Regions from separate parts of the Homo sapiens genome. Here all the other regions are linked to region 1. A link is a loop called in an ENCODE intact Hi-C map of the cell type or tissue named here. Cell type or tissue: GM12878. All regions are shown on one strand. Each heading gives the region's core, and the rest is flanking DNA. Links, peaks and the distances in the headings are about the cores only.

What was found. Peaks named below come from ENCODE experiments on the same cell type or tissue, not always from the same donor. Only the 100,000 strongest peaks of a DNase experiment are listed, where the experiment ranks them.
Region 2: it touches region 1 in a loop (2.2-fold over the local background); 17 of 110 quality-filtered maps call a loop at or near these places.
Region 3: a loop joins it to region 1, with 7 times the contacts of the local background. A loop is called at or near these places in 19 of 110 quality-filtered maps.

The regions. Positions count from the first base shown.
Region 1 is chr7:30,160,662-30,168,294 of GRCh38, reverse strand. It overlaps MTURN (maturin, neural progenitor differentiation regulator homolog), which reads right to left. Exons shown (of 3, transcript NM_152793.3): 3 at 5,533-7,633. It also overlaps the pseudogene RPS27P16. Among named protein-coding and RNA genes, the nearest start is that of MTURN, 29 kb to the right of the region's middle. RefSeq lists a silencer at 4,787-4,846. In GM12878, for the core only: CTCF peaks have their summits at 1,782 and 3,615 (motif pointing left); DNase peaks (open chromatin) are centred at 3,616, 4,708 and 5,566; H3K27ac peaks cover 1,188 bases.
Region 2 is chr7:30,221,907-30,229,539 of GRCh38, reverse strand. It overlaps LOC124901607 (a long non-coding RNA gene), which reads right to left. Exons shown (of 3, transcript XR_007060274.1): 2 at 1,795-1,890. Among named protein-coding and RNA genes, the nearest start is that of ZNRF2, 59 kb to the left of the region's middle. In GM12878, for the core only: no CTCF peak of the experiment used is centred there; DNase peaks (open chromatin) are centred at 3,439 and 4,739; H3K27ac peaks cover 341 bases.
Region 3 is chr7:30,349,273-30,356,905 of GRCh38, reverse strand. ZNRF2 (zinc and ring finger 2) reads right to left here. Exons shown (of 5, transcript NM_147128.4): 3 at 1,073-1,178. Among named protein-coding and RNA genes, the nearest start is that of LINC01176, 38 kb to the left of the region's middle. In GM12878, for the core only: a CTCF peak has its summit at 4,517 (motif pointing right); no DNase peak of the experiment used is centred there.

The sequences.
Region 1 (7,633 bases), core at 1,727-6,726:
ATCCCTTTCCCTTTTTTGACTCCCTCTTCCTCACTCTCCCACACATCATCCTAACAGGAGGAAGGAAAAGGACTGCTTAAGCATCCAGGGTTCTCTCCAGCCAGAGCTGCCATGGAAAGCCAGCTGGCAAACAATGCGGGCTCAACAAGAGTCATTTTTCAGATGGGGATTTTTCTCTGAGTACAGTTTGAAAACTAAGGCCACTTGGAAATATGAAGGGCATGTTTTGTATTTCCCAGAATGTGTGTATGGGGATGGTATCTCATTCTTCTTCCCTTAGAGTGCTTTCTGTGCTGCTTCCTCCTACAGGAACGTCCTTCTGTGGGTCTTGCTTTTCCTCCTGTGCGCTGGCAGAGAGAGGATGGTGGCGCGGCCAACACACGTTTGTGACTGAAGACCATGGTGATTTTGTAGCATCCTGGGTATTTCACATCCATGAAGTAGGAACGGAGGCTCTGCCCTGGGTGCTGCTGCTTGGGTCTCCTTTTCTGGAGAGGGATGAAGACCTCGGCGAGAGGCATGTTCTTGTGGGGAGGTCATCGCTGCTGGGAAGGAGAGGACATGCTTCTTGTCTAGTAAAGGCCTTGATGACACCCCATATTAAATTCAGGGAATGAACCTCTTTATTACAAAGTGCTCCACATCAGGCAAGGTGGGAGAGGAGAGAAGGGGGGGAGCGTGGGGTCCGGTGGGACAGACAGACCCGGGCCAGCTCTCCCAGATGCATCTGATGAGGTGAAAGCATCCACCCAGAGTGGCATCACCCAGAGTGAGACTTGAGGGGGGACTGTACATTTCATGTCCTTTCCCGTTACTGGATTTACATTTCTGACTTTAGGGAATACTGAAGTAAAATTTTTAAATTCTGACTTTCCAGATCCATTCCAAAGTTGATTCTGCACAACAGTTTGTAGTTTTTTTTAGCCTCTTGTAGCCCCAGGCTCAAAATGCCCCCTAACATTCCTGAGTAGAAGAAACTAAACATCTAAATGACCAAAGTCATGCAGGAAGGCACGCATCAGATCCAGAAACCCAACATGCATTTACACATGACACTGCCTCCTCCTCTTTTCAAACCTGTGCAGCTCTATGCTCCTTATTTTTGTATTTCCAAAGGTTTGTTTTTGACTCACCTTTCCTGCGTTCCTTTCTCTCATCCGTGCATCATTTGGAAAACACAAAAGTGCTGCTCCTGAGGTTTAGCACCTTCTCCCTGTAGCCACTCACCAGCAAGCCCACTCTCCCATGGCAGGACCTGGAGCCTGTCATTCGGGAACCATGTGATAGCACTCAGAATCTTAGAAGCAAGAACAGCAGATTTGGAGTGCCTGCATTTCTTATGGGATACTGATCTGGCCAGCTTTTCTTTCCCATAGGAATGGAGAAAATCGTGGCAGAGATGATCCAAACAACCCGATGAGCTCAAAAGTGAATTGTGTTTGCCTTTGAAATGGGGTCTCAGATTTGCACTTATTCCTTCTGCACAATAGCACGACAGTCATCCAGCAGTGGCGGTGGTATTGAGGGTGTTTGTGCACGCTGCCTCTGCGTGGAGCAGGAAGGCAGGCTAGAAATGTATTTGGATGGCTGAGGGGTAGGGCCACAGACTGGAACCCTTGGTGTGGGATGGTGACTCAATGGCATGTTACCACACATCAGCAGACGAAGAGAGCTTTCTTCTTGCTCCCAGGCCTCCTCTTGACTAGACAATGCATTTCTGCTGCTGGTTGCTTCAAGGTAACTCTGAGTAAAAGCCCTTTCGCTATGAGGAGGGAGACACTTAGAGGAGTCTGTAACACCCTTGTAAAGAGCTCCTCAGGGAACAAGGTCTAGAAAGAAGGGTACAGAATGGAAAGCCAATTGGTTGTTTCCCCAGCCCTGCCCCCATCTGAGGATCCTGTTTTATAAACTTGTCGCCCCGGTTCTTCCAGTCACTTTCAAAAATCTTTGTAAGTACATGGATACCAGAAAAAAAATGTGTCTGCTATTATCCTAAACCACCCTGCGCGGCCAACCTGCCCACAGGCAAGGCAAATAGCTAGGGAAATGCTCTCTTCACTCCATCTGTTCCCAGGCAACCATGGATATTAGCAGCATGCACTGCGTGAAGTATACGGGCAGGCAGGGCCTCTGTGCTGTGGTGTGAAAAAAAATCATAGATTTCAGTAAATGTAAGACCAACACCCACGACATTCATTATTCAGCAGAGTAGTTAAGAGTTCTGAAACCAAACTGCCTGGGTCCAAATCCCAGCTCTGGCACTTACTAGCTGTGTGATCTTGTGAGAGTTACTTAGATTCTCTGTGCCTCAGTTTCCTCATCTGTAAAAAGAGAATATCAACCATAATATCTACCTTGTAGGATTGTTGGAGGGATTAAATGAGTTAAAAGAAACTTAGTACAGTGTGTGGCACTTAGCAAGGACTACATAAAAGTTTGTTACAAAAAAATTTTTATATGTAATAGCACACACAGGTGGGGCATATTTACTCAGCACTGTTGGCTTCATGACAAAACAACTGAAAAGTCATCAGAATCAGACTGTTCCATACTTGCAAAGAATACAGCCCATACTCACGAGGATCCAAACTCAGCATTTTGAAATCTAATAGTACTAGTGAAATCGCTGTTATGCCACTAAGTGCTAAGATGTTAAGACTGGGCTTCCATCGTGCCTGTGACATATTTGTTGTCCTTTCCACCAATGTATCTTCTCAGTGAGTGAAAGAACCTCAGGGTCCAAGGCTCATCTAATCACCCAGCAGAGTAATTGTCAATACTATTTGTGTTATGGGTCAAGCCTTCCTTAGTAGACAGGAACAGTAAACCCTGAACAGAAGGGGCAAGGGAAAGAGAAGGGAGGAAAGCCTTTGTATTGTTTCCCCTTCCTGTTCCTTGTTGGGCCAAAATGAAACCCCGGGGCAACACCAGGAGCCTCTGTGGCCTCCCAAGGCTGCCTGTCGTTTTGGACTTGAATTCCGGTGGTCTATGAAGCCTGTGGCCATCACTGCACAGTGCTCTTGGGTCTTGTACTTCGGGGATCCACAGGTATGTCTGCAAGTTTTTAGGGGCTCCCAACTATCTCAGTTCTGGCCAGACCTCCTGAAGATGCTCAAATCCTCCCCCAGCCCACCCCTGATCTGTGCAGGCTTCAGGGAGCCAGATATGGATTCTAGGTAGAAACCTGTGTTCCCTGATGTTCCACTGGAAGTTGCAGAGTTTAACAGGCTACGGGCTAACAAATATTTTGAAAGGCCTTGGAACACCCAGCATCCTCCCACCTTGCTCCAAGCAAAATGCAATGTGCCTTCCATCTCATCTTCGGCATTTCCCCAGCCCTTCTCAGCATGAGCTAAATGGCACACTTCATCGACCGGTCAATAAGTCATGTTTATCGAACTGACAGTGTGTGACGCAGGGGTGTGGGAGCTGCAAAGATGGGTGAGCAGGGAAAAAAACAACCCAGTCAAATGTTAGGGTTTATGTATAAAGAAGGCGGCTCTTCACTTCTCTTTCCCCAGCCTGGACATTCACCAACCCTCCTTTCCAAAAGCTCCACAAGGAGATGGGCATCATGATCACCCTGAACTCAAAAGCCCTTTCTTTATGTGGTGCTGACCTCTAGAGGCTTCTAATTAAAAAGCATCCGAAAGGGCCAACTTAATTTTACTGCTGGTTTTTACACTGTACATTGTTGCCCTATTTCCCAACAAAATAAGGATAAAATATGTTACTTTAAATGATCCCTAAAAAAATGCCTACCTTGTTCCTTGACTGCCTAATTAAAACTTGCCCAGATCATTACAAATGCCATTGTTTACTCCAAAAAGGAAAAAAGGAGGGTTAGAGATAGGGAAAGTACTTCAGTTTTTTGTTTTTTTTTTTTTTGCCTATTGTGGTCCTAAGAGGAAAGCACAGTGCCAGCTTTTTCAGGATGCATTTCTTGAGTTTCCAAAGGGCCAAGTCTGCTAAACAGAGACAGGAATGTTCATTCACTCTGATTTGGCAGGGCACAGGGCAAAACCACCCTGACACTCAGGTACACGGACAGCAAGTCCACTTTGTCCAGCCCCGGCGTGGCGTCCAAATGCTGGGTGGTGGGTCTGGTTCTGTTTATTTTGTTGTCCTTCAACCCAAACCTGTACACAAAGAACTCTATGACAATGGAGGATCCCACTCGGCCCAACTTCACTATGGAAACGAGGCTCATTTCTAAAGGGAGTGAGACTGTTGATTACATCCCTAAGCTGAACACCCCAATTTTACTTTGTTGTAGTTCTGACTCCTTATTACTTTCACGAAGGGAAGGAAGGTGTGGAAAGGCAGGAGAAAACACGCAGGGACATAAGCATTTGGGCTAACACACAGCCACGATATCAACTGGCGTCTTCAATTCTAAAAGGGATCCTAGGGGAAAGAGCTTCAGAATCCCAGGACAGTTTTGCCAATCCTGGCCGCCCCACCCTGGTTCTGTGAGTGTTTCCATTACAACTGTGCTTCATGTCCTCTCTACCGACTCCTGACTCCCCTAGACAAGTCAGGGCTAGTGCCCAAAGGGAACTCGGGGACAAGTCTCCCACTCTTTATTTTTACAGATGAGGAAACAAAGCCGGAAGTCGGTGGGGTGGGGAGGGGACATGCCTAGGGCCACAGTCAGCCCAGGAGGAGTCTGGGCTAGAACCTCTTGCCCTCAGCCACTGATTTCAGAATGATTACACGGGGGAAATGTGGGTATTTTTAACACCAGTGCCCGCACTTAAAGGGGCCAACCTGCATTTTATAAACTCTATCTGTGAGACGGATACAATAACTGTAACAAAGGAAGTCCATAAGTAAGACTTCGCCTGCCCCCGCTGCTGCACCACGAGCAGGGTTGGGACTGCTGACACAGAGCTCACCACTTGAGTACAATCTCTAACAGCCACATCGAAAACAAAGGACCACACACTATCTAACATACACACAAGCCTTTATGCTGTGCCTGTAAAGCAAAACTCAAATCTAATCGAATCTAATGGGTCTCTCTATGGAGACCCATTCATTTGGAGAAAGAAACTGGCTCTTAATCAAATAACAGAACTTACCATCAACTTCCAGATGAGTTATTTAAATGCCATGTTTGGTGAATAAATAACCGGGAGGAAGGTGGTGGAGACATGGTGTCATGTCATAGAATGACCACAGAATACAGATTTCTAATTAATGCCAAAAAGAATTCCTAAGTAGGCTAGAAAAAATAGGGTTCTCAAACACAAAACTAAAGTATTGGTTCAAAGAAGTAGAAAATTACTAACTACCAGTTATAGCATCACAATAGACATATGAATGCATCACACAGAAATGATTAATCTTTGAACAATGGCAGTGTTTCATGTTACCAGCTCCTCCCTCTCTTCCCCCAGCCTCCTCACAAACAGCAACCACACAGCGAGCTGCCGGTCCTTTACTCTTTGCTCTTCATTTATAAGCCACATTAGGTGTCCTTTGGGACCAAACATTGTGGAGGCAGAAAAAAAGAGGCAAACACCACCAGAGTTTGAAAGGCTCTTTAATAGCAAGCGAATGGTAATTACATGGTCGGATGAGGTCCTCACTCTCAGGGGAGGGAGGAGGGAGCAGAGGTGGACAGGGTGCAGTATAGGATTTACACTGTTTGAAGCATCTAACGAAGGGCAACAGTTTTTGGCAACCCAATTCACAGTTTTGTAATTTACAAGAGATTTCTTTGAAAGGAAATAGGAAGGCAAAGAAAGCACACATACCCTACCGGCAACACTTCTTGCCTAAAAAAAAAAAAAAACAACAACCAAAAAACAAAAACCCAACAACTATTCCTTGCTTTTGCTTCTTGTGTAGATGACTAAATTTTGCTCTCATGCTCAAATTAAGACTGGATCACGGATAGTGAAGATCTGCCCTAGCATTGAAGATTTACTTCCTCCTCTTCAGAGCTGACATTTGTACTGCGCACTACTCTTATCTTTATCTGCCTAGGTGTCAGAAGGGGCTTAGTAAAAAATGAAACTTGAGAAACAAAACAAAACAGAAAAACAGGGAAAGGCAGTTTACAAAGAACAGACTGTCAGCTTTCTGTCTGGTATCAAACAACTTGAATACAGCTCTAAGTAAATTAAAACATTTATTTTTATGTGGCCTGGCATCTACTTTTAATCGCTTGTGCCTATTCAGCCTTATAGTGCTTTAAATGGGGTTTCTAACATGAAATGCTCATGGGTACTATATTTTCGTAATCCAGATTTAAATAAAAATATAAAAGACAACATATTATGTTAAATAATATGTTGTCTTTTATATTTGCCCAGTGAGCAGAAGCTATAGATATTTTACCATGGACACCCATTGCCATGGACACCACAGGCTACCAGCATTCTGGCAGGTTTCAGAATTACTCTCTATAAAATCTAAAAGACTTCAGCTTCTTGTGTCATACCTGTTATCACTAAACTGGGAGAAGTGACTGGGTCTTTATGAAAAAGGATCAGTTTTTAATTCAAAGAAATTTTAGGCTTCTCCGAAGACTGGGTGATCAGCAATGGCATCTCTTTGGAGCTAACACCCACTGCAGGGGAGAGGGGTCTGTGATCGCTTAAGCATTAATTGTGCTCTTTCTACAACCTTGAAGCACAGTGAGGAGGTTGGCCCTGCCCTCTGGCCTGAGGGGGCACTCCTGCTTCCTCCCCGCTGCCAAGGACACCCAAGTTTGCTTTGTGATTTACCTGCCGGGTGCCTGGAGCCCCTCTCAGATCTGCCTGCATTTGGGAAAGACAGGCTTCTCAGGCTGGCAGCTGGTTTTACTGAAGGAAAGAGCCCTACCAGATGAGCAGGGTTCCTGTTGGTCTCCTTGGCTGGGGGGCACTTTTAAAGTGGCAAAGCCATGCCAACACAAGGCATTGCCTCTCAACATACAGTCAGTTCCTTTGAGGAAAGCAGGCCCCCAGTGAGACAGCCGTGAAAATGAAAACAGTTTTCCTGGGGCTCAGGTGGTAACTGTCAGACCCCAACTCTCCCATTCTCCCTTATTCATCTCCTCCCACCCCAAGTTAAGTCCTGCCTATTCCTTCATGCCTCTCTGTAAGAAATCAGATCTGTTCATACCAGTTTCCCAACTTGTGAATTTTAACATGCAAAGCCTATTCCTAAAATATAAATTCCAATGACACTTGGGACCACAGCTCCCCTAGGTCCATGTACATTGTGCTCTTATGAAACAGAAACAATATTCAGAAATATATTGTGCTAGAGACGGTTTCTGTTTATACATGAAAGATGACAGCAACTATAAAGGAGAGAGGTTTTCGTTGAAGTACACTGGAAATCTAATTCTGGCACCAGGACACAAGGAGGATCCCTACATAAGAGACTTTTCCATTGCACCATGTGCTGCTTTGGGCCTGGGAGACAGGAGTGGACACCTGAGTGCAGGTGAATCCACAGTGGTGACAGGCACTACACGGGGCCTCACCTCCCTCCCTGGCTCCGTACTTCACTCTGATTCCTTGACGTCTGCTCGATATGGTGATCAGGCTGCGGAAACCAGGCGGCCATAAGAACAATGTCTCTAGGATTCACTCAAACCCAGGATCACGGTTTTGTAATGTTATCAAGGCATGAT
Region 2 (7,633 bases), core at 976-5,975, 62 kb before region 1:
TCACTTGCTAGCTGAGGCAAGTTGCTGAAACTGCCTCTGCCTTAAATTCCCCATCTGTGAAATGGGAATAATAGAGATGCTTACCTCATGGGCTGCTATGAGCACTAAATGAGATAATTCATGTAAAGTGTTTAGAACAGTGATAGGTCGTAGAAGCACTCATAAATGATAGCCATGATTGTTCTTAATTTATACCTGTAGAGTCTGAATTCTAGGCAGGTAACCACTTCCCCAGCCACTGCATTCATCCCATTTAAACACCCTTGCCACTATGCAGTTGCCACCAAGCATTGAACAGTTTCCTAGACCAGCGCTGCCCAATAGAAAGTCAATGCAAGTCAATAAGTAATTTTTAATTTTCTTTTTAAAAATAATTTCAACTTTTATCCTAGATCCAGGGTTACATATGCAGGTTTGTTACATGGGTATATTGTATGATGCTGAGGTTTGGGGTACAATGGATGCCATCACCCAAATAGTGAGCATAGTACCCAATAGTTAGTTTTTCAACCCTTGCCCCACTTCCTTCCTCCTACCTCTAGTAGTCTCTATTGTCTATTGTTGCCATCTTTATATCCATAAGTAGCTAATGTGTAGCTCCCACTTACAAGTGAGAACATGTGGTATTTGCTTTTCTGTTCCTGCATTAATTTGCTTAGGATAACGTCAAATTTTCTAGTAGTTACGCTAAAACAAGAAAAGAAGGAACAGGCGAGATTAATTTCATAGTGTATTTTATTTAACTCAGTATGTCTAAGATATTATCATTTTGACATGTAACCAAGATAAAAATTATTATGGATATATCTATGTTTTGGTACAAAAGCTTCCAAATCTGGTGTTTATTTTATGCTTACAGCACATTGCAACTTGGACTAGCCATGTTTCACACACTCAATAGCCACACATGTCCTGTGGCCACCATATTGGCCTGTGCAGCTCTGGATCCTTGCTGCCTATGGTGGCCTGCTAACCAGTTGCATCTGCACCGGCAGGCCAGATCTACCAAGTCAGAAGCTGCATTTCAGCAAGATCCCCAGGCGATACGTGTACACATTAAGGTTTGAACAACACTGGGCTAACACTATCGGCTAAAAGCAAACTTGGAGCTTGTAGAAAGCAAGAAGGAGCTCTCCCCTCTCACCACTCATTCTTTGTGCCTCTTTTGAGACCCCTCCAGAGAGCTTCAAAAATGTAATGCCTAGACCCTACTCCTGAGATTCTGATTTAACTGGTTTAACGAGGGACCTTGGAAATAGGAATCGATTAAGACGTTCCACAGGTGATTCTGACACGTAGCCTGGTGGAGAATCACGGGCTAACCCAACACTAAACACTGTGGCCTCATTCAGCTGCCAAACACACCTGAACTACATCCTTTCAGGCTTTGGAGTAAGTCAGGTTGAGCAACACAGCTCAGTATAAGCAGCTAAATCTCTGTAAAATTGTTCAAATGGTCCCAGTTGTCTCACAAACTCCCAGAAATTAATGCCATATGTGAAAATCGTATCCCTTTGGGAAAATAAGACATTCTTAATGTGGCTGCTGCTGTCCATTACTGGCTGCAGTTTGCTAGCTCAAGTAATTCCCTTTTGGTTACCAAGATATAAGGAAAATATAGAATGTATATATTTATTAAATTATTAATTATCCTACTAAAAGTCCTCATGTTCAACATATTAATATTGTTGGTCATTTCCAGGAAATAGTTAAATTCCACAGACATTTATTGAGTCCCTACTGTGTTCCAGACCTAAAGGGGCTGCAAAGATGTTTCAATAAAACAGATCCTACCTTCAAGGACCTCACCACCTTGTGGGGACCCAGCAAGGGCCTGGGATTCAGGAGAGTCGAGTCTTATCTGTCCTTCAGTTTCTCAATCTGTAAAAACTCAAATAAAATAGAACATGTTTATTACCAGTACTTAGAGCATCTAAAGGATTTCAAGCATCATCACTTTTTAACATTATTGTTGGCATTTTTTAACCTTAAAAAGTAATCTCAATGTATACATTTTCTAAAGTCACTCATTTTCTTCTTGAAAAGAAAGCTTTCTGGATAAGGCATAAATATAACTTTAAGTCATTGTGGGTCCAACTTGATCATTTTCCCCCACTGTTTTGAAATACTATATATTTAATATAATAATGAAATGGTTAGGGACATGCAGTTTTAAATTATGCAAATCACAAATGCTGGAAAGGAAGACATTTTGGTACTCTATTTCTTTCCAGAATTCTTGTGTGTGGGTTGGGTGGGTGTGCACATGGGCACGTGTTTGCATTTTTTCTTGCCTGAAAAGGAACACGAAAAGGCAGAAGAGGAAAGAGAAGGGACAGTTAAAAAGACAGTGACCCTGTCTCAAAACAAACAAACAAAAAAAAACAGTGAGCGAGGCAGCGGGAGGTGTAAGCAGAGAAGAAGGAGAAAACATGGCTTTGAAAGGCTACCTTGAGGGAGAACACAGGACTGGTGAGAGGAGAAAAACCACGGTTGGAGGCCACCTGCCCCACCTGCTGGCAAGGACCTAAGTTTTCCCTGGAAGCGGACTGCGCTGCCCCTGCTGGAAATTGACAGGCCTTCTGCCCAAAGGAAAAAAAAGTCCCATTTTAAGAACAAATCAAGTTGACAACACATTGCCATTCTGTCTTACCGGGTTGAGTCTTAGTGTAGCCACTTTGAGGAGCCATTTAACAGGTATCAGGCTGCCTGCTCATAGCTGAAAAGCCTCCCCAACAGAACATATGGCTCAGAGCTGGCCCCTGCTCCCTTCACACAATTCCTCTCCACCTCGTCCCTCCCTCACCGTGTGTGCAGCCAGGTGACGGGGCTTGGCAGGTGCCTCTCTGGCTCTCACTTGCAATCCTCCATCATGGTACCCTCACATCCTTCTGGGCATGCAGGCAGCAGTTTGGCTCGTGAGATCGTAAATGTCAACCTGCCATCACCTGTCTTTCCTTGCTCATCACCCTGAGGGGCAGAGCTGACCCGAAGCAGACAGCAAGCACCATCGTGGGAGGCAAAATGGATACACCGAGCCAAAGGAGTGTGATTAAAAGGCCTAACTCCCTTCTCTCCCTATTGCTGGCATTGGCCCTGCTAAGCCCATCTCCCAGGAAGATTGCCTTTGTGATTGTGTGTCACCCAGAAAAGAATAATAGCACGTTTCTCCAAGTCCCTTCTTGTGAAAATATAACATGTCAGGAAAGAGGGGGAGAGATGGAGGGGCAGGAGAGAAACTTTGCAGCTGACACCAGCTGTAGCTGTTTCCCCATTTCTGGATGCCTGCATGGTTCTGCTAAATGGTGGGGGAGCAGCTGGGGCAGCCAGGGAGGGAGCTGAGGCCTGGCAGTGATTCAGACACACAGAGCTTGCTGAACCAGTGTGTTTTATAAGAAGGTGGCAGAAAAGGGAAGTGGAAAGGGAATGACTAATAAGGAAGTAATTTTGAAACAGAAACCTGTCTGGATTTGGAAGCCAGAGTGACAGCCCCAGGTGGGAGAAGGAGCAAGCCTGTTATTAGAATTGACGAACACATAAGTGCTGTATCACTCCCCAAGAGCCCTGCCTGTCTCCCTCTCAACTCTCGCACAAGTGGCCCTGTATCAGGAGTGAACCACACAGAAACAAAGTGCTTTAGACAGACGCAGGATTTACACTGCCAGAGCCTCAGCTGAAGAGGCCTGACCCATGTGGAAGGCCTGCAGATAAGAGAATGAGTGCAAAAATAGAAGGATCAAGAGATTAATTATAAAGCAAATATAGCAACAGAGCAGAAAATGCGGACAATTGAAGGGGAAAATCCATGCTATTCCACCTGCCTAATGATGGTATTTTCATTCTGTGAATGCTTTCCTAGCCTTGCCCACATATACACATTTTTACAAAATTTTCAGTGTACCCAGAATTTCATACTTGCTTTTTTCATTTGTCTTTACATCAGAAACATTTCTCCTGCTATTTCACACTGTTCTTATCACTGGTAATTGCTATAAAATATTTTACCTAATGGATATACCACAATTTACTGAAATATTTACTCTGTAAGTAGATTGCACTTTTAAAAAAAAGACGTATTTGAGGTATAATTGATATACAACAAACTGTACAAATTTAAAGTGTATAATTTGATAAGCTTGACATGAGTCAGCCTGTAAAACCATCACTACAATTAAAATAAAAACATATCCCTCACCCCTCCACCAAATTTCCTGCAACCCCTTTGCAACCTCTCTCTCTTCTCTGGGTCATTTCTACTTGTTAGGTTTTTATTTTGGTGGTCTTCCATGCCTCCTTGTATTCATACACTTGTGTAGTCTCCTCTCCCTTGAATCTGGGCTGCCTTGTGATCTATTTTAAATAATGGAATGTGGTGAAAGTGATGCTATGCTAGTTTCAGGCTTAAGCCTTAGAAAAGACTAGCAGTTTATGTGTTTGCACTCTTGAAATGTTTCATCTTGGAATTTAGCTGTCATGCTGGGAGGAAGCTCAAGCAACGACATAGAAAGGACCCCTGGAAGAAAACCAAGACCCCTGGCTGAGAGCCCTAGCTGAGCTCCCAGGCAGCAGCCAGCAGCCACAGCCAGCCATTTGGACATTTCAAGCATACTAGTGCTCCAGCCCACACCACATGAAGAGAACTGCCCAGTCAACCCACAGAGTCCTGAGAAATTATAAATCATCATAGTCTAAGCCACTAAGTTTCTTGAAGTGGTTTGTTACACAATTATGAGTAAGCAAAATAGGCTGAGAACACAAGCGATTTTTGTTAGGATGGAGAGACCCATTCTTGGAGAGTCCCATGAAACAGAAACAGAGAAGTGAAGCAGGATTTTTTTCAACCCCATGTCACTCTCCAGCTCTTGCCTCCTTTACCGCTAAATTTCTTAACAAAGTGCTGATCCTTGCTGTCCATCCTTCCTTGCCTTGAGCCCACTCTTAAAATTGGCCTTCCAATGGTCCTATCACCTTTAAAAATGCTCTTCCTGGAGTCACCAGTGAATTTTTTATTGCTCAACCAAGAGGAAGCTTCAGTCCTCATCTTATCTGACATATCAGCCACATTTCTCTTCCTTCTTTAAATCATCTTCTTCCTACATTCACTGAGTAAGATAGATATTGGTCCATCCACATCTCGGAGACCTAAAGAAATAGTGACTTAAAAGCACAGGATTTTATTGCACTATCATGCAAACATTGAAATTGGTGTGTTGGATCTGCTCTGCAACATTGTCCCAAGCCCAGGTTCTTTCTATCTTGTTGCTCTAACATCCTTAGGTATCCCACCTGTCTGTGTGGTTCAGGATGGTTCTTCCCACAGCCACAATCCACCACTGAAAAAGGGAAAATATATAGGAGAGAGCATATCCTTTCCCTTTAAGAGAATAATCTGTAGTTGCACATGTTGTGTTCAGATCCTGTAGCCGGAACAGTCACATGGTCACATCTAGCTGCAACAGAGGTTGGTAAATGCAGTCTTTAGCTAAGTGAACATGCACGCAGCCAACAATTCTATCACTGTGGAAGAAAGGGAGGATGGATGTTGGGGCAACTGGCAGTCTCTGTCATACTCACCTTTGTGACTCCTTCTCATTCTCCTTTGTAAGCTTCTCTTTTTCTACCCAATCTTGAAATGCTGATATTCCATAGGCCTTAACCCACCTCCCTGCCTTTCTCATTCTACACATACTGTACTCTGTGTAATTTAAACAGCTACAGAATGTTCTCAGTTTGTAACTTCCTATGGCCGTCCTGCCAATCCTCCCCTCCTTTACCCACTACCCTGTGTCATCATCGTGTTTCTAAGGGAAAATAGATTTGTTTTAACATTAGCCACAGCTCATCTATAGAGCTAAGGTGTATGTGTGGGAGGAGAGAGAGGTTAGAAAGGATTTTAAAGTGTTTTTTCAAACTTGGTAGAAATATTTTTTAACATATTTTTTCTTTTTTGGATCCTAGACCACCTTTGTTTTTTAACCTTAGAAAAGTGTAAGAAGATTCTGTGGAGAAAAGCCATATGAAGTCTGAATTCCCTAGGCATGGTTAATAATAGCCAACTTTCATAGACCATACAGCACTTTATAAATCCCTTAATCTCCTGTGATCTACACACCTAATCTGTAAGGAAGCTATTATCCATATGTTACTAATGAGGATGATGGTAATCAGATTGGTGGTCACCTGCCAGAATCACACAGCTAGCGACGCACAGTCAGGACTTGAGCACATGTGTCCCATTGGTCTGCACTGTGTTCCCACCTGGAGGCTTCCAGATGTGGCTGATAGTGTTTCCTAAAGGAATACTTGGGGCTAGATAGGTCCTAAAAGTGTCTGGCTGCCTTAGAGTAGGGGATGCTTATATATTGACAGAGGACAGTTTCAGCTGCAGATCTGTGTGGCAGCAGAGAGCGGAGAAGTTTGGTAGAGGTTATAATTAAAACCCAAGTGCCAGTTCTTGGAGGGATGCACACTCAGATCCTGCTCAGGAAACCGGGGGAGCGGGGCAGCTTCCTTATGACTGTTGCATGCTGATCGTCCTGCCTGAGGCTGGGTTTTGGGCTTTCCCTCCCTTTGCTGGGTGCTGTTAAAAAGGACCAGGTTCCTGCAGGCCTCTCTGTCAGCCTGGCACTGGCTTTACAGTCTCCCAGTGGTGTGATTAATGTCTGGGCTTAGGAGGAAATTTCCTCTGCAGGTTTGAGTTTATGCAGGTGAAGGGAAGGTACAGCTGATCTAAAGCATCTGTAGGCCTCCTGGGGTTCTGGGCATCCCTGGGCCTTTCTCCACCTCCTGTTGGTTGGAGGATGTAGGAGCCGACTGAGTGGAGGTCTGCGGCATGCTGGGCCCAGAGGTAGTCAAGTGTATTCCTCATGATGTGTCCTGAAATGATGTCACCCACGCTCCTGGGGGTGGGAATGAGGTAGGCAAGGCTCAAAACCGTGCTCAGGCACCCCCACTCACCCTCTCCAAGCAGAGTAGTCAAACAACAATCATACCAGAGTTTTTTATCCTTAAAATAGCTGAGGGGCTCAGTTTTTTCAGCAAAAATTGAAAAGTGAAAAACCTTGATTCAAGTGAAAGCCTACTATTGATATTAATTTAATGGATGAGATTTTTTTTGCCTTTACTGGAGTGTAATTACATACAATAAACTGCTTCCTTTTCAAGTGTATGATCTGATGACTTTTCCCAGGCATGCACACTTGTGAAATCACCAGCACAAGCAAGATACAGAACATTTCCATCATCCCCAAAAGCTTCTTCATTCCCCTTTGCAGTACTTTCCACACTCTGCCCCTGCGCCCAACACTGCTGATCTGCTTTTCGTCGCTACAGATTAATGTATATTTTCTAGAATTTATATAAATGGCATCAGAGAGTGTGGACGCCTTTGCTTCTGTCTTCATTCACTTAGCATAATGATTTTTAGGCTATCACTAGTTTATTCCTCTTTATTGCTAGTAATATTCCATTTCATGGATAACCTCATTTTGTTTATCCAATCACCCACTGACGGACATTCGAGTTGTTTCCAGTTTTTAGTTCATGCGCATAAAGCTCCTCTGAATATTTGTGCACAAGTCTTTGTGTGGGTGTGTTTTCATTTCTCTTGGGTAAATACCTAGGAATGAAATGA
Region 3 (7,633 bases), core at 1,425-6,424, 190 kb before region 1:
GTGAAACCCCGTTTCTACTAAAAATATAAAAAATTAGCCGGGCATGGTGGCAGGCGCCTGTAGTCCCAGCTACTCGGGAGGCTGAGGCAGGAGAATGGCGTGAACCCAGGAGGCGGAGCTTGCAGTGAGCCGAGATCACGTCACTGCCCTCCAGCCTGGGCAACAGAGCGAGACTCCGTCTCAAAAAAAAAAAAAAAAAAAAAAAATACAATGTTATATACTTTTTGTCATTCTATAGGAATTCTATCCCTAATAATGCTTTTTGCTGTAAAGTTTGCTTTGTCTAATACTAGTTTAGCTTTGTAGTTTCTTTTAGTTAATATTTGCCTGGATATAGTTTTCTATCCTTTTACTTTCAAATGTTATGTATACTTATGTTCAAATGTGTTGTTTATCAACTACCTATCCCAACCTTTCAATCTGTTTTTCAACCAGTGGGTTTGTTCTATGTGTATTTATTATAACTGATATATTTGGATATATTTTTGTATCCATATTTTGTTTTATTTCCTCTGTTTTCTCTAAGTTTTCCCCCACCTCATCTTAACTTAAGTACTGTATTTTCATCAGGTTGAAAGTTATAGTTTTCTTTTTGTGGTTACCTTAAACTTTTTTTTTTTTAACCCCAAATTTTTCCTGTATCACTCTAAAAGCAAGAAGACCATATGAGAAAGCAGACAGGTTTTGGAGTCAAGCAGATTCCAAATCTACTGGAATCTCAACTCTGCCATTTACTAGCCTTGTAACCTTGGGGCAATTCCATACTGTCCCTTAGCTTATTTTCTCAATTGTAAAATGCAATGGTTACAAGGCTTACATGAGATAATTTATTCAAGAAGCTATGGACAACAGCTGGGTCATAGCAAATGCTTTAAAAATAGTAGCCTTTTGGATACAAACAGATGTGGGTTCAAGTCTTAGTTCAAATAGAGAAAAAAGATCATTAAGTTTTAAGAAGTGTGTGTGAGACAGGGAGGGGGTGGTTTCAACGAAGATTCCTTTTCAGCCCTAATTACAATGTCTGAAACTGTGAGAACAATCTTTTACTCTAATACCAACTTGGTGAACTTACCCTTTATGATATATGCATAGACAAGGCAGTCGTGCTATAGTATCTCCCTGCTGCAATTCTTCAAGGCATATTGCACATTCCCCAGCATCTTTACTCAGTACATCCTCTGAAGAAAGAGAAAATGAATTCAGGACAATAAAATTATCCATCAAATTGAAAAAAGAATTACGTGAATGCTAACTGATAAAAAGTTGTGATTCCACCTTACTTGGCATATCTTTTCGCCAGAAATACATAAAACTCAGCACGTGTATTTGAAATACTATTCATAAATGACTGAATAATGTTTACCTTTACTTCCATTGTCTCACGTTTTCATTTCTATTTTATTGAAGCATTACAGTAAGCAAAAACAGTACAGAATCACCCAAATTGGGCAGATTTTGCTCTATAACTTTATCAATAAGCTAGTTATTTGTACCATGAATTTATTTTCCTTTAGTGTGACCAAGATAGTTCAAAGAATTTTACAGTGTAATGTGGCTAAAAAGACATGAAAATAAAATTATAATTTTAAAAATTATAAAATAATAAAATTGGGTAAGTTCAAGAAATCACCCCAAATGTGGGACTTTTAAAAAGTTGCTTAACTCAAGAAAATGCAAAGGAATATCAAAACTTTTGTATAGATTCTGAAAGAGACTTTTGGAAATCTGAGGATTTCAGAACTGGATGCAGCAATTCTTCATAATCTTTTTCCATGACAATGGCAAGCCTACTCCAGGCATTAATTAGAGTGGCTTCCAAAAGGATCTGCAGGGTATTTAAAAACAAACAAACAAAAAACTCTATGGTGTGCTTAAAATCTTCAAGGGTAAATCTCTTTATAATGCAAATGTTCCTTTTGAAAAAATGTTAAGGTTCTCTCAATCCATGTTTTATACTGAAAATTTAAATTATATTCTAATGCTAAATTTTAATTTTTAAAAGCAGTTTGCTTAAAATAGAGTATGTAAGCCAGATTTACTTTGTGACTGTTTTTTAAATGCAGAATAAAACATGCCATTACTGAAGAACATGGACAAACTGCTCCAGAGTATATGTTCTTCGTTTACAGAATGGAAAGCTAAAGCAGGAACATGCAATATGAATTTATATTATAAATAAACAAATTACTGCTTTTCAAAATAAAAAATCAAATATGCTAAACGGTAAAGACTGCATCAATCTCTACGTAAATTCTGAAAGAAACAGAAAGGCAGGGACATTTTCTAAAGTTAAGTATTTGTTTGATATGCCCATTCCTCCTATAAAAACCAACCAACAAATTTGATTGTGTACATTATCTGTAAGAGTACCCTGCAGAAAAATTCATTCTATAAGAAGTGGTTCTTCCCTTTAATTATTCATTTGAGACTGCACATTAAGAAGGAACACAGACTCTATTTGGTCTACATAAGAGAAGATACCAGGAGATGATTTACTCAGAATGCTGGAGGAGGTAACAGGGCACCTTCTGCAGAATAAGCAAAGGCCTCAGCAAGAAGGGTTTATATCAGCTGAATGGACTGAATACGTTAGGAGTGATTTGAGCTAACTACTGGGCAGCTCACAAGCTAATATATTACAGTCAGAAACTTAAGCAGGTAAAGATTTCTGGACAAGCAAAGCTGGATAAACGGAAAATGTTATTACCACTTCCCTGAAGTGCCCTCCCTTTCCCCATTTTTTTTTCTCTTGGCCCTAGAGATCCTACCCACTACTCCTACCCCATCCTGCACCCCATGCCTTTTCTCATTCTCTTGATCTCCATTTTTCTCTTATTGTTCTAGTATCTTTCAATAGGAGATTCAGATAGGGAACAAGTTTAACGTGAAGCATCTAACTGATAGCAGTGAGAACAAAAAGAAAAAGGATCTAAAGGAGACACTAAAAAAACCTGGTAAAGGTCTATAATTCCAAGTAATATGGTATATTCTCACCACTTACGTATTTTTTCATCACAAAGGTATACCATTCTTATCAAAGAATTATGTGAGTGTAAGTTTCACAACCACCTTCAAAAAGTTAACCACCACTTTTTATCAAACCTAAAACATCAATGGTCATAATATGCACCATTAGCTTTATATACCACCAAGTAAAAAAAAAATGCTTCCACCAAACTATGATGCAACATCGATTTTAGACGCATCTCATTTTCAGAGCTCTTCAAAGTCTTTGAGATGAGAATATTTTAAAAGGTCTACATTTTATCCTATTTATAAGAAAATTTATAGTACAACAAAGACAAATCCAACCTGCCTATAATTAACAGAATGATACATATTTTAAGAACACAATGCTATTTTAAAATTGACAGGGGCGAGACTTATCCCTCAGATGCTTTGCAGGTACTAAGTTTAAACAATCTTTTTAGTGTAATTCAGAATGCTGGGTTAAAGTCATTTAAAAAATAAGCTCCCTTAAACCCTAGCAATAAAAAATAATCAGAACTGTACTTCAGAATTGTATTTTCTGTTCAAGAAAAGTATACCTGTATACAAAAACATCCCGAACACACTGATTTCAGTGCAGAAACAGCCTAATATCCACTAAAAATAGCTTCTAGTGACATAATCTCTGCTCAGAAAATTAAAAGCTAATGTTAACATATTGTAGCCACTGATCAGTTGCATTTTGATAAGCAACTCTGAGTTAGAAGATAGTTCACTCTGACTTCAAAACCTCATGATTACAGCTTCACATAGCAAATGCTTAATTTTCACATTTTAAAGTCTTGTTTCCACTAGAATGTGTCTTTGTATGTTTAAAAATATTTTCAGTTTTGAAAATTCACTGTGGAATGTGATTAATTTTTGCCTACCTGGGGGTTTGCTAGAGTAGTCCCCTCTCTCACCCCTATAATGACACTTTCATTCAGAGGAAAGTTTTGAGCTTTTGCCTTCACATAGGTAACTACATTTCACAATTGTGAAAGACTTGTTAGTAATGTGATACATTCATACTTAAAAACAGGACCTGGAAATACCACTAAACCCAGGATACTAAAGCATCTTCAAGACAGTTGGGAAAAGATTAAAAATCTAAAGATCAGTTGAAAACATTTATGAAGATAACACCCACAGGGATTAAGGAGTCAACACTTCAGAACTGGAATATCTTGGGGTAGACTACTAACTAGCCAAAACTCATTAAAGAAGCAGAGAAGGGAACACTCACAGATTTAACTACCATAGTTGGCTAGTCTGGATTCCTCCTCCACAAGCTATGATCAATGGAGACACAAGAGATTGTCAACAGGGAACTAAACATGTTGCTTTTTAAAAAGTGTTATTGCTCATACCTCAACATCTAGAGTAGTAAAAGTTAAATGAGCGCATTGCTTATCAGTTTAATGCCTTGTCTTATTCATGTAATCTATGCATTAATTTAGATGTACTGATTACAGGAAAAGAAAAGTTAAAAGACTGGAAAAGAGCAATGATTACGATTTTTAACCAGAAGTGGGCACTAGAATCACTTCAATGGGTGCATTTTCAACATATACCAAAAAATTATATGTACCTGAGTCCCACCCCTGGAGATTCTGAAATATATGCCTGCCTCACAAATGCGACTGCTATCAAAGAATAGCTTGTTTAAGTAGAAAGAGCCTAAGATTTAAAGTTGAAAACTTAATATGAATTTCCATTCTCACGAACAAAAATGTTCGTCAACCTCAAGTTTCCTTTTATTCTTCTGTTAAAAGTACTCAAAATATTAGAGATGAAATTTTAAAGAATTGTGTGAAAAAACTTTATAAGTTATAAAAAAACACTATACAAAATGTTAGTTATTATCAGATAGTACTTCATGCACCTCTCCAAAAACAAAGTCAGTCATCTTCCTATTTCTTTTTCTCTCCATCTTGGTATTCCACTTGTTTCAAACCTGAACAATGTCATCAAATAACTCCATGAAGACCAGGAACTTAGGCGCCTATTATAACTGCCAGGCTGGGAACAACTCCAAGCATATGACACTGTCTAATTAATTTATGTTTTGGCTTCATTCTATATTTTAAAAGGATTAAAAACGTGTACTTTTTAATGTGCTTTTGACATATTTAAGTCACATGTTAATCCTATGAAGTAACTATTGTTACCTTCATTTTACACATAAGGAAACTGAGGCTCAAAGAAGTAAAGTAACTTACCAGAAGTTACTAAACTACTAAGTCCTGAGGTCAGGATTCAAATTTAGACTAAGTCCTTGGCATTTTTCCTACTTCATGAATTCTGCTACAAGAAACAATTTCACTTTAAAGCAACGTAAATACCAAAGCAACTGGACTGTTTTAAACAACTAAGTTTTAAATACTCAAGCTACATATTTAGAGGAAGTACTCTCAAGACTGGTCACACGCTTTATCTTCTGGATAAAATAACTGAAACGACCTTACAATTAACTGCTTACACAATTTAAAACAGCTCTGTCCAATAGAACTATGGACGGTGATGAAAAAACATCTTTTATCTGTGCTGTCCACAATGGTAACCACTAGCCACATATGGCCTGAAAACAGCACTTGAAATGTGGCCTGTGCAACTGAGAAACTGAATTTTTAATTTAATTTTGGTAAAATATGAAACCTTAAAATATATAATAGGTAATGAATATACATTTATAAACTAGTTACAAACTTCTGTTACTTGATATTTCACTTACAGCTTCTCAAGCTCTTAAAATTTGCATTGTCCAAAGAAATTACTTAAAATTCAAGCAGCCAAATATGCAAAATTAAAATACTTAGCAGGTCCAAGCACATATCCATATAGTTATTGCAGATCAAGACGACATGGAAAAAAAAAAAAGCAAACAGCCAAAATTCTTTAAAAAAAAAAACAAAAAACCAAACCAACAAATAAGACTGAATTTGTTAGGCAGCCAAGGAAACTTCATGCGAAAATTTCATAATCATCACAACTTTATTTTCAGATCAAGCATCCAAACAGGTATATGATCTTTTCAGCAAAATACAACGCCAAGCGCTATTATGGATCAGGCATTTTACCTGAAGACTTATTTTTTGTTCTTGAACCCTCAATGATAGCAGTAGAAAACAAAAGCAGCTGAAATGTGAAATAATCCCTAGAAAAATCAAGAATTAAAAAAATTTACAACATTAGTGAAAAGCAATTACTCAAAGAACAAAAAGTTGGGGCTCACAAGTTTTAATAATAAATACTTTCAGATATTAAGTTATCTCTTATACGTATAAAAGAACGTAACATTAACTAATTCTTTCAATTACAGATCCATGAGCTATTACTGTACTCAAATATAAATAGGCTTAGAAATGATATTTAACAAAGGGAAGTTGCCATTTTCACTGTAAGATAAATATATCAGTAAAAATATGGGAATAACGTTTATTAATCTGGGCTTCTCTGCCTAGATGCCACTGAAAATTACTTTTTCAATGCCTCTCTAGTTTAAATGTAACTAAGAATTGATCGTTAAACATGTAGCTACTCTTCATCTGCACTGTTAGAAACTTAATGCAAAATTAAGACTATTCTTTAGGAGGAAATAAAATTTGTTACTCTTTTGATGATGACTTTTTAAAAAAAGTTTATACTCTTGGGAATATTCTGGAAATCGAAATTCGGTGAATTCGCCAAGAAAATGTAACTAAAATAAAATGGAACACAAATCACAAACTCTAAAAGCTACAATATACAAAAGGAGCACTAATTCCACACCTAGACATAGCTTTCTTGGGCCTTTTTGCTCCTAACTTACCTTAAAAAGCTAACTCAGGATTAAGTATTTTATAAGTATTGAGTATTTACCTAACAAGCCACAAGTAGTCACACAAGTTGTCTAGGAAATTATTAGATTACCAAGTTATTTCCCAACCATGAAATCAAACTAAGATAATTTTCCTATGCCCTCTCATTGTCACAAATCAACAATAAACTAAAACTTAAAATCAATTACACTGATTTGTTAAAACCTAAACAAATATTTTCCTAAATGAGTTGTCTACATGAACAAGAAAAAAAATGGAACTATTGAATACAGACCAAAATAGAATAAAGTATACTTTGAAGTAAAATTTCAGGTTCATTTCTATTCAATCACTAGGAGAGAAAAGCACCAGTCCTGAAAACACAACAAAGCTAATATCTTTATCTGATTTTCAAGCTTATTACTGTATACTTTTAAAATTAGACAAATGTTTAAATTTTAATGTATGTAGGCTCATAGTGGCAATAAAAGAGTCCAGCAATCTGGGTAATACGTAGCAATTTTTTTTTTTTTAATTTACAGTTTAGTTTCAAACTCCAACTCTTCCAATTTATTATGGAATATAACAGGATAACAGTACCTACCTCACAGGGTAGTGGTAGAAATAAATAATACCTCTCAAATGCCTAGTGAGATACCTGGAACAGAGCAGGTATGTTCTGAACACTAGCTACGTGATTATTCGCAAGAAGGGAGTCTGAGTTTGTTTTCTGCAATCTTAAGTGGTAATAATGATAAAACCTGCTTGACCTGTCTCTTAGGATCCTTGTGAAGATCTTAGGAGATAATGCAAATGAAGGCAGTCTCATGGAAAAAGAACAGGCT